2 separate regions of the Homo sapiens genome follow, and region 2 is linked to region 1. A link is a loop called in an ENCODE intact Hi-C map of the cell type or tissue named here. Cell type or tissue: dorsolateral prefrontal cortex. All regions are shown on one strand. Each heading gives the region's core, and the rest is flanking DNA. Links, peaks and the distances in the headings are about the cores only.

What was found. Hi-C counts contacts between places; a loop is a spot of excess contacts. Peaks named below come from ENCODE experiments on the same cell type or tissue, not always from the same donor. Only the 100,000 strongest peaks of a DNase experiment are listed, where the experiment ranks them.
Region 2: a loop joins it to region 1, with 5 times the contacts of the local background. A loop is called at or near these places in 94 of 110 quality-filtered maps.

Annotation. Positions count from the first base shown.
Region 1 is chr12:69,877,041-69,882,422 of GRCh38, forward strand. It overlaps MYRFL (myelin regulatory factor like), which reads left to right. Exons shown (of 25, transcript NM_182530.3): 3 at 1,988-2,055; 4 at 2,155-2,413; 5 at 3,161-3,252. Among named protein-coding and RNA genes, the nearest start is that of MYRFL, 55 kb to the left of the region's middle. RefSeq lists enhancers at 1,647-2,184, 2,185-2,722, 2,240-2,289 and a silencer at 2,389-2,683. In dorsolateral prefrontal cortex, for the core only: CTCF peaks have their summits at 2,530 (motif pointing right) and 2,731; a DNase peak (open chromatin) is centred at 2,521; H3K4me3 peaks cover 998 bases.
Region 2 is chr12:70,575,086-70,580,467 of GRCh38, forward strand. PTPRB (protein tyrosine phosphatase receptor type B) reads right to left here. Exons shown (of 34, transcript NM_001109754.4): 11 at 1,297-1,560. Among named protein-coding and RNA genes, the nearest start is that of PTPRB, 60 kb to the right of the region's middle. In dorsolateral prefrontal cortex, for the core only: CTCF peaks have their summits at 2,120 (motif pointing left) and 2,319; no DNase peak of the experiment used is centred there; H3K4me3 peaks cover 624 bases; H3K27ac peaks cover 717 bases.

The DNA of each region.
Region 1 (5,382 bases), core at 121-5,120:
TGAGACGGAGTCTCGCTCGGTCAGCTAGGCTGGAGTGCAGTGGCGCGATCTTGGCTCACTGCAAGCTCCGCCTCCCGGGTTCACGCCATTCTCCTGCCTCAGCCTCCCGAGTAGCTGGGACTACAGGCGGCTGCCACCACGCCTGGCTCATTTTTTGTATTTTTAGTAGAGACGGAGTTTCACCGTGTTAGGTGGGATGCCCTCGATCTCCTGACCTCGTGATCCGCCCGCCTCCGCCTCCCAAAGTGCTGGGATTACAGGCATGAGCCACCGCGCCAGGCCTCCAGTTGTTTCTTGTTCAAATGTTCAACCAATCCTTTTGTTTTCAGCTCCACCCTTAGCCCTGAATGCAGAAGCTCATGGTGACTCCTGCGTCCTGGGCTTTTTGAGTTTTGTTTGATTGGAAAACTTCTTGTTGGATCCCTCTGTTCCCTCCACCATTTCCAGGCAGTCTTGGTTGTGTTTTGTCCATTCTACTAGTTCAGTTATCATCTATTCTATTTCTGTCTGCTGCCATGTTATTAAAATTTGGTCTGCTGGGGTCTCTGCTCATATTCTTTATTATGTCTCTTTATTCCTTTACATTTATTTGAGTGGGATTTTTGGAGGAGAGTAGATGTGTGTCCTCTCTTCCCTTATTAATAGGAAGTGAATAAATTATAAAGAACTAATTTGAGGAGAAAACAACTTTTCTGATAAATGATAAAAGCAAGCTTTTCATCGTATTATGTTGGACTTTTAAACATACTAAACTTGAAGCTTCCTCTTCAAGCAAGAGAATCAAGTAGAGGTTGGGGTGCTTATGTATGATGCAGCATCACAGAGATGCTGAGCTATAAGCAACTTGTAGGTCTTTTGAAACAGAGATTTTCACACTTCTTTAGTGGTAGTACACATTTTTTTAAAAATAAAATTTTACTGGCTGGGTGCCATGGCTCACGCCTGTAATCCCTACATTTTGGGAGGCTGAGACAGGCAGATCACCTAAGGTCAGGAGTTCAAGACCAGCCTGGCCAACATGGTGAAACCCTGTCTCTACTAAAAATACAAAAATTAACCAGGTGTGGTGGCAGGCGCCTGTAATCCCAGCTACTTGGGAGGCTGAGTCAGGATAATCACTTGAACCTGGGAGGTGGAGGTTGCAGTGAGCCAAAATCATGTCACTGTACTCCAGCCTGGGTAACAGAGCAAGACTCCATCTCAAAAAAAAAAAAAAAAAATTACTTGCACTTCAATATATAAAACAGAAAAAAGTTATTTTCTCCTCAGCAATTTAAAGTGTTCTTGTTATACAACCCCTGAACTCCTTTTAAGAGCTTTGGGATCCCTTTGCGCCCAGATGGAAAATCATTGCTGTAGGGACAGCAATTTACATTTCGTTAGCTCAAACAGTATGTACAACCATTTTTTTCTGGTATAGGAGTATTAAGAAGTAATTATTTAAAAAATTTTATTGATACATAATAGATGTATATATATTTGGGGGTAAATGTGATAATTTAATACATCCATGTAATTTGTAAAGATTCAATCAGTGCCATTGGGATATCTGTCACTTTAAATATTTGTCCTTTATAAGAAGCAATAATATTAAACTTTATTGGGCACTCACTATGTTTGGGACATTATGTTAATGGGCTTTATATACATGATCTCATTTAATTCTCACAACAATGCTGTGAGGTAGATGTAATGATTATTTCCATTTTGTAGATGAGGAAATGGAGGCCTGGAGAGGTTACGTACTTATTCATGGATACACAGCTAGGAAGTGGAAGAGCTGGGACCCAAAGCCCACTCACTTAACCAGGACACGACCTTGGGCCTGGTCTGCTGGGGTCTCACTTCCCAAACCCCTCACCCCCCCATGCCCAGCACCTGGAACCATCACTGTGGGGGCTGTACACTGAGGGTTGTCTCCCATTTGTGACAAAACTATAATGGACTAGAGTGAAACAAAAACGCAATGTATGTCTCTAATCTTCAGGCAACGCCAGCTCCCAGACACCCCGCCCTATTCTGCATCCGACTCATGCTCTCCTCCGCAGGTCAAAGGTGAGTGCGATCCACCTTCAGCACATCTGGCACTGTTGCTCTTCCTCCTCGACTCTGGGCCGTGAGAAAGGGGCACTTCCTGCTTGTGTCTCTCCCCAGGTGCATGCTACCCAACCCTGAGGCCCACAGCTGGGAGGACTCCAGCTCCTTTTCTCCACCCCACAGCTGCTCCTGCGATGCCGCCCATGCACCCGCTGCAGAGCACCTCTGGAATGGGCGACTCCTGCCAAATCCACGGAGGCTTTCACAGCTGCCACTCAAACGCCAGTCATCTTGCCACCCCCCTGGACCAATCCGTGTCCTCCCATCTGGGGATAGGTTGTTCTTACCCTCAGCAGCCTCTGTGTCACAGCCCTGGGTAAAGAAAAAGATATTTAGTTATCAAAGACCTTTGCGGAAAGCCTCGGAGCAGCCTGCCTCTGGCAGGCACCTAGAGAGAATGCACAGTGGAGTCCTGTCCAGGAGATGGCAGTGTTGAGACGCGTATAGGACATCGCGAGGTCCCAGTGTTCTTGGCTTAGACAATCTTTTAATTAAAAACCCTCCAAATCCAAGGTCCTCATTCAACCAAAAGCTAAAATGTCAGAAATATACAGTGAGGTTCTGGATGATGGAGGAAACACCGTAAGCTTATGCAGCCTCAGCTAGACTACCCAAAGGGATTGTGAATGAGCTCTCCGAGAAATATCTGCTAATTAAGCATTAACTAATGTTCTTTTCTTCTGTCTTCTCCCCTTTTCTTTCTTTTATTTCCTCTTCTGGATCTAGAGAGTGCCAGAAAGAGTAAAGGCTATCAAAAATTGTGGTAAAACTCCACATGAAAAAAGTTGTCGGGTGTAAAATGTATACCTATATTTTAAGTCTGTATCTTCCCTGTCTCAATGAGTCCTCTGCCATTATAAACATTGTCAGCTTATCTTTCAGGTTGGTGAATCTCAGATCCACTTGATCAAGGGAAATAGTTTCAGCCTAGTAGGGCTCAAGGAACCTTAACTAATTGGAATTAGACTTAGGAAAGCAGAGAGCCTGGGAGATTAAATTTTATTTAACATAACATGGAACACAAGGAAGAATCCTAACCTTCGTTTTGGTGTCTTGATTTTAGAGCCTCATTGCCTCCAACCAAGAAGAGAAAGTGCACGCAGGCACTGGAGGACTCCGGGGAATGCCGAGTGTGGGCCTGCCACTGCAGACCGAGTGAGCAAACCTGGGTGGGAACAAGGGCGATGCCATCAAAGCCTTGGGCATTAAAGCAAGGCTTTTTACCAGCCTTTGAGCAGCCCTGCAAAAGTTTCCCTCTCACAGAAGAGCAATGATAAGCTCTGGTAGTTTGGTTCTTCCCTCTTGATGTACCTTTCATGCAGGCGGGGTCACACAGGTCCTCCTAGGAAGAGATGATGTTTCCCGTCTCAGGTGTGGGTGAAGTGCCAATCTTTCAATTTCAGGGACGATGTGTCTCAGAGGATTCAGGCTCCAGGCCTGTGGAAGCTGTGCAGTATGGCAGTGCCTTCAAGAGCCTGCTGGTGTGCCCATTGCATTGCTGCAATCCTTCTCAACCTTAATGTGCAAGAAATAGCATGAGGATCTTGGTAAAATGCAGACTCTGATTCAGTCTCTAGGGTCTGAGTTCTGCATTTCTAACAAGCTCCCAGGTGATGGCGATGCTACTGGCTCATGGAAGGCACTCTGAGAAGCAAGACTTACCGTGTTTTTCCACTAGAACAGGGAGGTGGAAAGTTGAACTTTTCCTCAAACTCACTTCAAATTGGCAAGTTCCCAGTGGATGTTTGAAATTTGAAATCATTTTAGAAGTCTTTCATCCGAGTCATCTAATGTCCAAGCGGTCAGCCTTCCTGTTTTTTTTTTTTTTTTTTGTCTTATATAACGTGTAACACATCATGTTTTGAGCCAAGAGACCTGATTAACAAAGTAGCCTTTTGAAGTCCAAAGACTTGAACTTCAAAATTTTCAGAGTAAATGCTATGGCACATACTAGGGGAAAAGGATAACACTCTAGGCCAGTTTCTGTTTGTTTGTTTGTTTGCTTATTTGTTTTGTAAAGATGGGTTTCACTAAGTTGCCCAGGCTGGTCTTGAATTCCTGGCTTCGAGTGATTCTCCCACCTCAGCCTCCCAAAGTCTTTGGATTGCAGGCATGAGCCACCATGTCTGGCCTCAACCCAGTTCTATTAGCAACTGTAAACACTCAAATGTGGGCAGTGTGAACAAATTCAGCGTACCAAGTCCCATTTCTTCTATCCCAGTTTGTCACCTTAGCAAGAGGTTGAAGACTTCCTTCTTGGGTTCCCCCATCCCACCACTTCCCCAGATTCTAGAGGTTTACACTGTCCAGAAAGGAGATGTGCGTGGCTTCACCTGAGTGGGAAAAAACACAGTCTCTCTTGCTGGGGCTGCTGCCTTTTCCTTTGACAGCCCCATGGTAAGAGCTGATTCTCTGAGGGACCTTTGGCGTCAGCTCCAGCGTGGGCTGTGGAGGCCTTCTGTGGATGATGACTTCACCCTGTCAGTCAAGTCCCACCCATCTCCTGGGAGTGCGGTCTCAGAATTGCACTGGGCATCTATCCCTCATATCAACTAAACCTCAAACTGCCTCCTTTCTTTGTATATGCATCCAACATGGTCAGCAGTTGTTCACCATTTTTTTTCCAACCTTAGAAACACAAAATGCTAATTAAAGCCCCATTTGTGGATAAGTTAGAGCTTTCCATCCACCTTCCTATGCAATGCTACCCTAATTTCTTCAGGGATCCCCACATCTAGCCTGTAGCTTTTTTTATGATTCTCAGACATAAAAGGCTGAGTAAATCCCTAGCCAGACGGGGGAACCATCTGTTCATTCTACTGCAGATGCGCTAGCTCACTAAGGGATACAGGACAAGTCACTCAAACCTTCCAAGAATTCCCTCATCAAACCAGATTGCTGCTCAAATTGTCCTGGCCATCCCAGAGTTAAGCTCCATCCTGCGATGGTTTTCTGCTGCCTGTCCCAGAAAGGTCATTGATTCATCACCATCTTCAGAGAACAACCATGGAAGAGTGATGGAAATTACTAGGATTTCCAGCAGATAGGAAATCCTATATCCCTTGTTTAAGTCCTATTCACAGGTCACTGAAAAGCTGACTAAAGATAACTGATTCCAGACAACAGTTCCAGAATGAAAATGAGCAGGTTCCCAAGGCCAAAAAAAGAAAAAAGAAAGAAAGAAAAAAAAGACACAAAACAAAACATTTAGTTAATCCGAATGCCACATTCTTATTACAGTTTGTATTTTTAGCGAAAGTTTTCTAGTCAATAATTCCTATTTGA
Region 2 (5,382 bases), core at 79-5,078, 700 kb after region 1:
AGTGTAATTGGGCTTCAAATTATTCAAGGGTAGGGATAATCTCTTTATATCCCTGACTAGTGCTCTCGGATACAGCATGATGGAATGGACAGCACTGGAGCTAGACTGAACTCCACTACCAGTCAGCCCTGCAACCCTGGAGAAGCCACACTCCTTCTCTGGGACTTCCTTTATATCCAAATGAGGAAACAGGATTAGATCATTCTAAGGACCCCTTCAATGTCAGCATCCTGTAACAATATAAATCAGAGGTTCTTAGCTTTTTGGAGGTCACAGAAACCATAAGAATCTGATAAAAGCCATGGACTGTTTCTTCTCAAAGAAATGCATATACCTTTCCTATCCCCAGCAACCTCATAAACAATTTCAGGGGTTACTACATTCCTAAAGTCTCCCATGAACCATGGACTCCCAGGTGGGACCCCTGATCTAAGTGATTTCTGATTATTCCTTTGCCAAGTATTTACTGAGTGCCTACTAAGCCCCAGGTCCTGCGCTAGGTAACAGGATAAGGACAATTGTCTCAGAACCTCATGGAAAAACTGACATTTTAAAATACAGAAATCAACCCATAGCTTAGTAGGAAACATTTGACAATGTATTGATGCCAACCTTAAGCAGAAATCTCAGGTATAAACCCCAGAAAGCATAAATATATTGGGAAAATGGTAGCTATTTAAATTTAATTCTTTCCAGCACATTGGACTGAACATTCATTTCCTTTGCTAAGATTTTTGCTCCCTAGTCCCAGAACCATAAAGGTTCACATTTTCACCTTGTGTGAAAAAGGATGAATAGTGGTTTTGACCAACAGACATTTCAGGATGGATTTTAGGATGGAGAGCTTTGTAGGCACTGGAGTCATTCAGAACTGGGTTTAAAACCAGGATCTGAAACACACTGGCTGTTTAACAAGGTAAACAGTTGGGCGAGTTACTTGACCTCCCTGAACCTTGGTTTCCTGATCTGTAAAATGGGAATAATAACAATGACTACCTCAATAAGGAGTTCATAAGGGTTAGTTATAGTTAAGATATATAAAGCCAGGCCCTAGCAACCAAAAAGTACTCCATAAACGGGAACACTTTTTTCACTATTTGAATATAATATAAATTCTAGTCACACAGGGTCTGCTCACATAAGGAGTTTCTTGGGTTAAAATACGAAGACTTCATAACAGTTTTGTGATCTCAAGGGCCTTTCATCCCATCATTACAGAATTGCTACAGCTCTGTGGTGCCCTGAGCCACATGTGAATTGGTTCTTACGGAGCCCTGAACCTTCATACAGCCTTACCTGTCCGCTCTTGGCTGAAGGAGTGATTTTCATACTTGCCACTCCTTGTAGTTATGGTCACGGTGTAGAGGCGGCCTGGGGTGAGGGAGCTGAAGGAACATTCTCTGACAGACTTGGCAATGACAAGGGACTGAACCACCTTGCCGTCATGAGACAATGTTACCTCATAGTTATCCACATCTCCGGGCGCCAGCAGCCAGGAAACGCTGAGGTAGTCATTACGACCGGAATTGTTCACCGTTACTCCACTCACACTGGAAGGGACTGTGATTTTGAAAGGTGGGGGGCGGGGGGGGGGGGGAAGGGGGATTCAAAAAGAAAGACACAGTCAAAAGTTTGAGTCGTCTATTGCAGTCAGCACAAACCGTGGACTCACTCAGGAGATCTAATCTGATTATATAAGAGGTCAAGGAAGCGTGAGGATTTCACTCAGCTTCCAGAAGCTGAGTGTTCTTACATCAGAAAACTAATCAAAATAAAAATGTCCGGAGGCCTTTGGGATGCCTCGTAAATACAAGGATGCCACTACTGCATTTTTATGGGGTTGCTGTTTGTAAAGCATTTCAAGTGGAGACATCCTTATACAATGTTTTAGAAGGTTCCCTGTAAGAAAGGGAACAAATATTTCAACAATCTAAATGAATCAACTTGAACCAAACTTACCAATAAAGCAAAAATGTTTGAGTGGAAAGGGGAAGAATACGATAGCTTTTCTAAAGACCTTAAACTGGGATAGCTTCAATTTTTTTGTGATGAAGTTATTCATTCCTGGGAAGTAATAGCTAACACAACCAGAGGGACCGTTTTCCCTTTGCAAGGCATTTCCTGCCCTCTAGTGGTAAGAAATAAGCCTAAAAACCTATCTTGGAAGTAAGAAGTCTGGAAGCTGGACCAACCAAGGGCAGAGAGAACTGTTATGGCGATAATGGGTTTTCTGATGTCAACTATAATCATTTGCTTATATGAATTGGGGATTAGTGTCACAAACGTTTACTGAGAACCTACTATTTGCCAGGTATACAAAAATGAAAAACGCATGAATGTCTTCAAGAAGTTCTCTGGTTGGAGGTATAGTCAGCAAATTAGTAATTGCAGTATTGAGTAAAAGTTGAACCACATATCAGAAATAGGTGCCCATTAAATAGTACTGCCATAAATGAATATAGGGTTAAAATATTACAGTATATATGAACTACACTACTGTTTTAATCATTAGTTGATTAACTTAACAGTTTCATATGATTGTCAATATCAGTACATCACTTATAATGGACAGGATTTGGCTAGATGACTTCTGAGAATCCTTCTAATGTAATATGTTCGGACTTTGTGAATTAAGCCCCAAAGCATACCTTATACTTAAAAGCACTTATCCATCACTAAAAATTATAAACTGCATTCTAGTGAACAACTCTGGTAATGTTGATCCACATATATGGACATTTCCTAGATATAAAGTTGAACTTTTTAGCCAGAAGATTTATATATTGGTACATCTCTTCCTTCCTTTTCTTTCCTTCTTTTCTTCCTTTTTGCTTTCTTTCCTTCCTTTCTTCTGCCATCCAACCATCTATACATCCTTTAGTTGCTCTCAAAAGCAACTCATTATGCTTGTTTTTAAAAACTGCTGGAAATATTTGCAACTACTAACATTTTATTAGAAAAGACACAATTATCAAAAGTTTTCACAGAAATATGATTCACATGTTTAAGAAAAAATAGATACAAAATTTGTTTTTGCTTTAGGATGAGCATTTTCCCAGATTAGAATTAGATTTGTTAAGTATATCTAATATCTTTAATTTTAAATATTCTGCCATCTTATCTGGGCTGGGAGGGTTTATTTATATGTTTCAACTCAGTGGAAACAGGTGAAATATAAGAATACCTTTCAAAATTATTTCAATATTGACTAATGTTTCAGCAATTTGAGGAGATGATAAGGATTATCAAGGCCTTACCCACTGAATTCTTTACAATTGACTGTGTACAAAATTTACTAAAAGAGGCACCTTTCAAAATCCCTATTATTGTGCTTTACAGGAGTCTCCCATTTTCCCCTTTATCGTGATAATGTGCACTCTTCATATGTTTGAGTAAAATAACTCGTGCTCAATTTATTCATATTTGATTCTCTCCTCAAAACTTTATGACCATTCTTCAAATAATTTCTTGTCCCTTTTTCCCTTTTTTGAATGCTTCTATTATATAATATGGGTCAAATACTTGTACCTTTATTCTAATTAAAATATAAATAAAAATATAAATTAAAAAATAAAAATAATTTTAAGTCCCACTTACTTAAAGTACACAGTTATTTCAAGAGATAGCACAGACTAGACTATTTTAGTAGCTCACAATAAGTTGGACAATCCTTGTGGTATATAAAATGAGAATCAACCTGTGTGGCAGAATATGGTTCCCCGACCATTTCCTTTTCCTCTTGACACACAGCTAGACTGCATTTCTCAGGCTCCCAGGCAGTCAGATGTAGCCATGTAACTGAGTTCTGGCCAGTGGAATGTGGGTGGAAGTGAAATGCCTACTCCCAAGTCTGATGAGTTGTACCCCTCCCCAACCTCCATTCTCTGGAGAAATGGGGAGAGCTCTGAGGACCTACAGCAAAGAAGAGCCACTGATAGTAGGAGACTGTATCCCAACCAATAGAGGCATCCAATCATGAACACCCACATTATACAGTGTCTAAGCATGAATTAAATCAGTCTAATGTGACTGATACAACTGCAAATCACTGGGAAATGAATGCAAGGTCGTCCTCCACTCCTCTCCTCAGCTTTATTATTTCTCCTTCCCTATTCTGACACCCAGGGTAGGAGTGAATTATTGTGTGTGGATTAAAACACAGAAGCTTAGGGAAATAAGTTAATGGCAGAGCTAGGACCAAAACCTAGGCCTCCTGATTTCCATGCTAAGCTTTTCAGCTACCTACCCCCAAGTATGCTACACCAATGGATGGTGCCAAGAACCATTAAAAGAAAGGAAAGAAAATATCAGGGAGAAAGATGCAGGTGACAGGCCGGGCGCAGTGGCTCACACCTGTGATCCCAGCCCTTTGGGAGGCCGAGGCAGGCAGATCACGAGGTCAGGAGATCGAGACCATCCTGGCCAACAAGCTGAAACCCTGTTTCTACTAAAAGTACAAAAATTAGCTGGGCGTGGTGGTGCGTGCCTGTAATCCCAGCTACTCGGGAGACTGAGACAGGAGAATCGCTTGAACCAGGGAGTCGGAGGTTGCAGTGAGCCAAGATCGTGCCACTGCACTCCAGCCTGGCGACAAAATGAGACTCCATCTCAAAAAAAAAAAAAAAAAAAAGAAACATGCAAGTGACAATGTCAGCTGTCATAGAATGAGGGAAATGGGCATACACCAGTGAATTTCTACCAAGACTATGAAACATCTTCTCAGTGACTTCATTGTTCTTCTGGGAGAGTTAATGAAGTTAATGTCCTCTGGGTTCATTAAGTAGATGAGATTCATGATTTTGGAAAGAGATGCATCTATGATGCCTGCAGCTGATAAACAGAATTTGAGTGTTGAGGATGCAGAAGGAGAAGCCTGAAATCCAACTTAAAATAATTATATAAAATTAAGTAGACAAGGTCCCACTAATAATTATCAAAGCTTCTATTGGGTTTATGTAATTTTTTTCTAAGAAATGAACATACATTTTATATATCATATATATTAATTTTTTATGTTCTTTCATTGTATTACATAGAAAATTCTATGTAATTTCTTCCTCGGTGCCATGGCTCCCTGACATACATGACCATAATGACACTTATTTGTTTACTTAGCTTTCTAACAGGGAGCTATTAAGGTCAAGAAAAATTGTTTAGATAGCATATTAAGCACTTGTTTAACGTTGCTTATGAAAATATATGAGACCTGAAAATTAGATCAACTCCACCTCTAACCATATTAATTGGAGATCATTTTCTTTTTATGTCTTGCAAACCAAGAATATATAAGAGTGAAAGATGCTTTCTTTGGGAGGTTTGTTTTGTTTTTTATCCATTATTGTTTACCTTAACTGGAACATAAACATTTCAAAGGAAATCAAC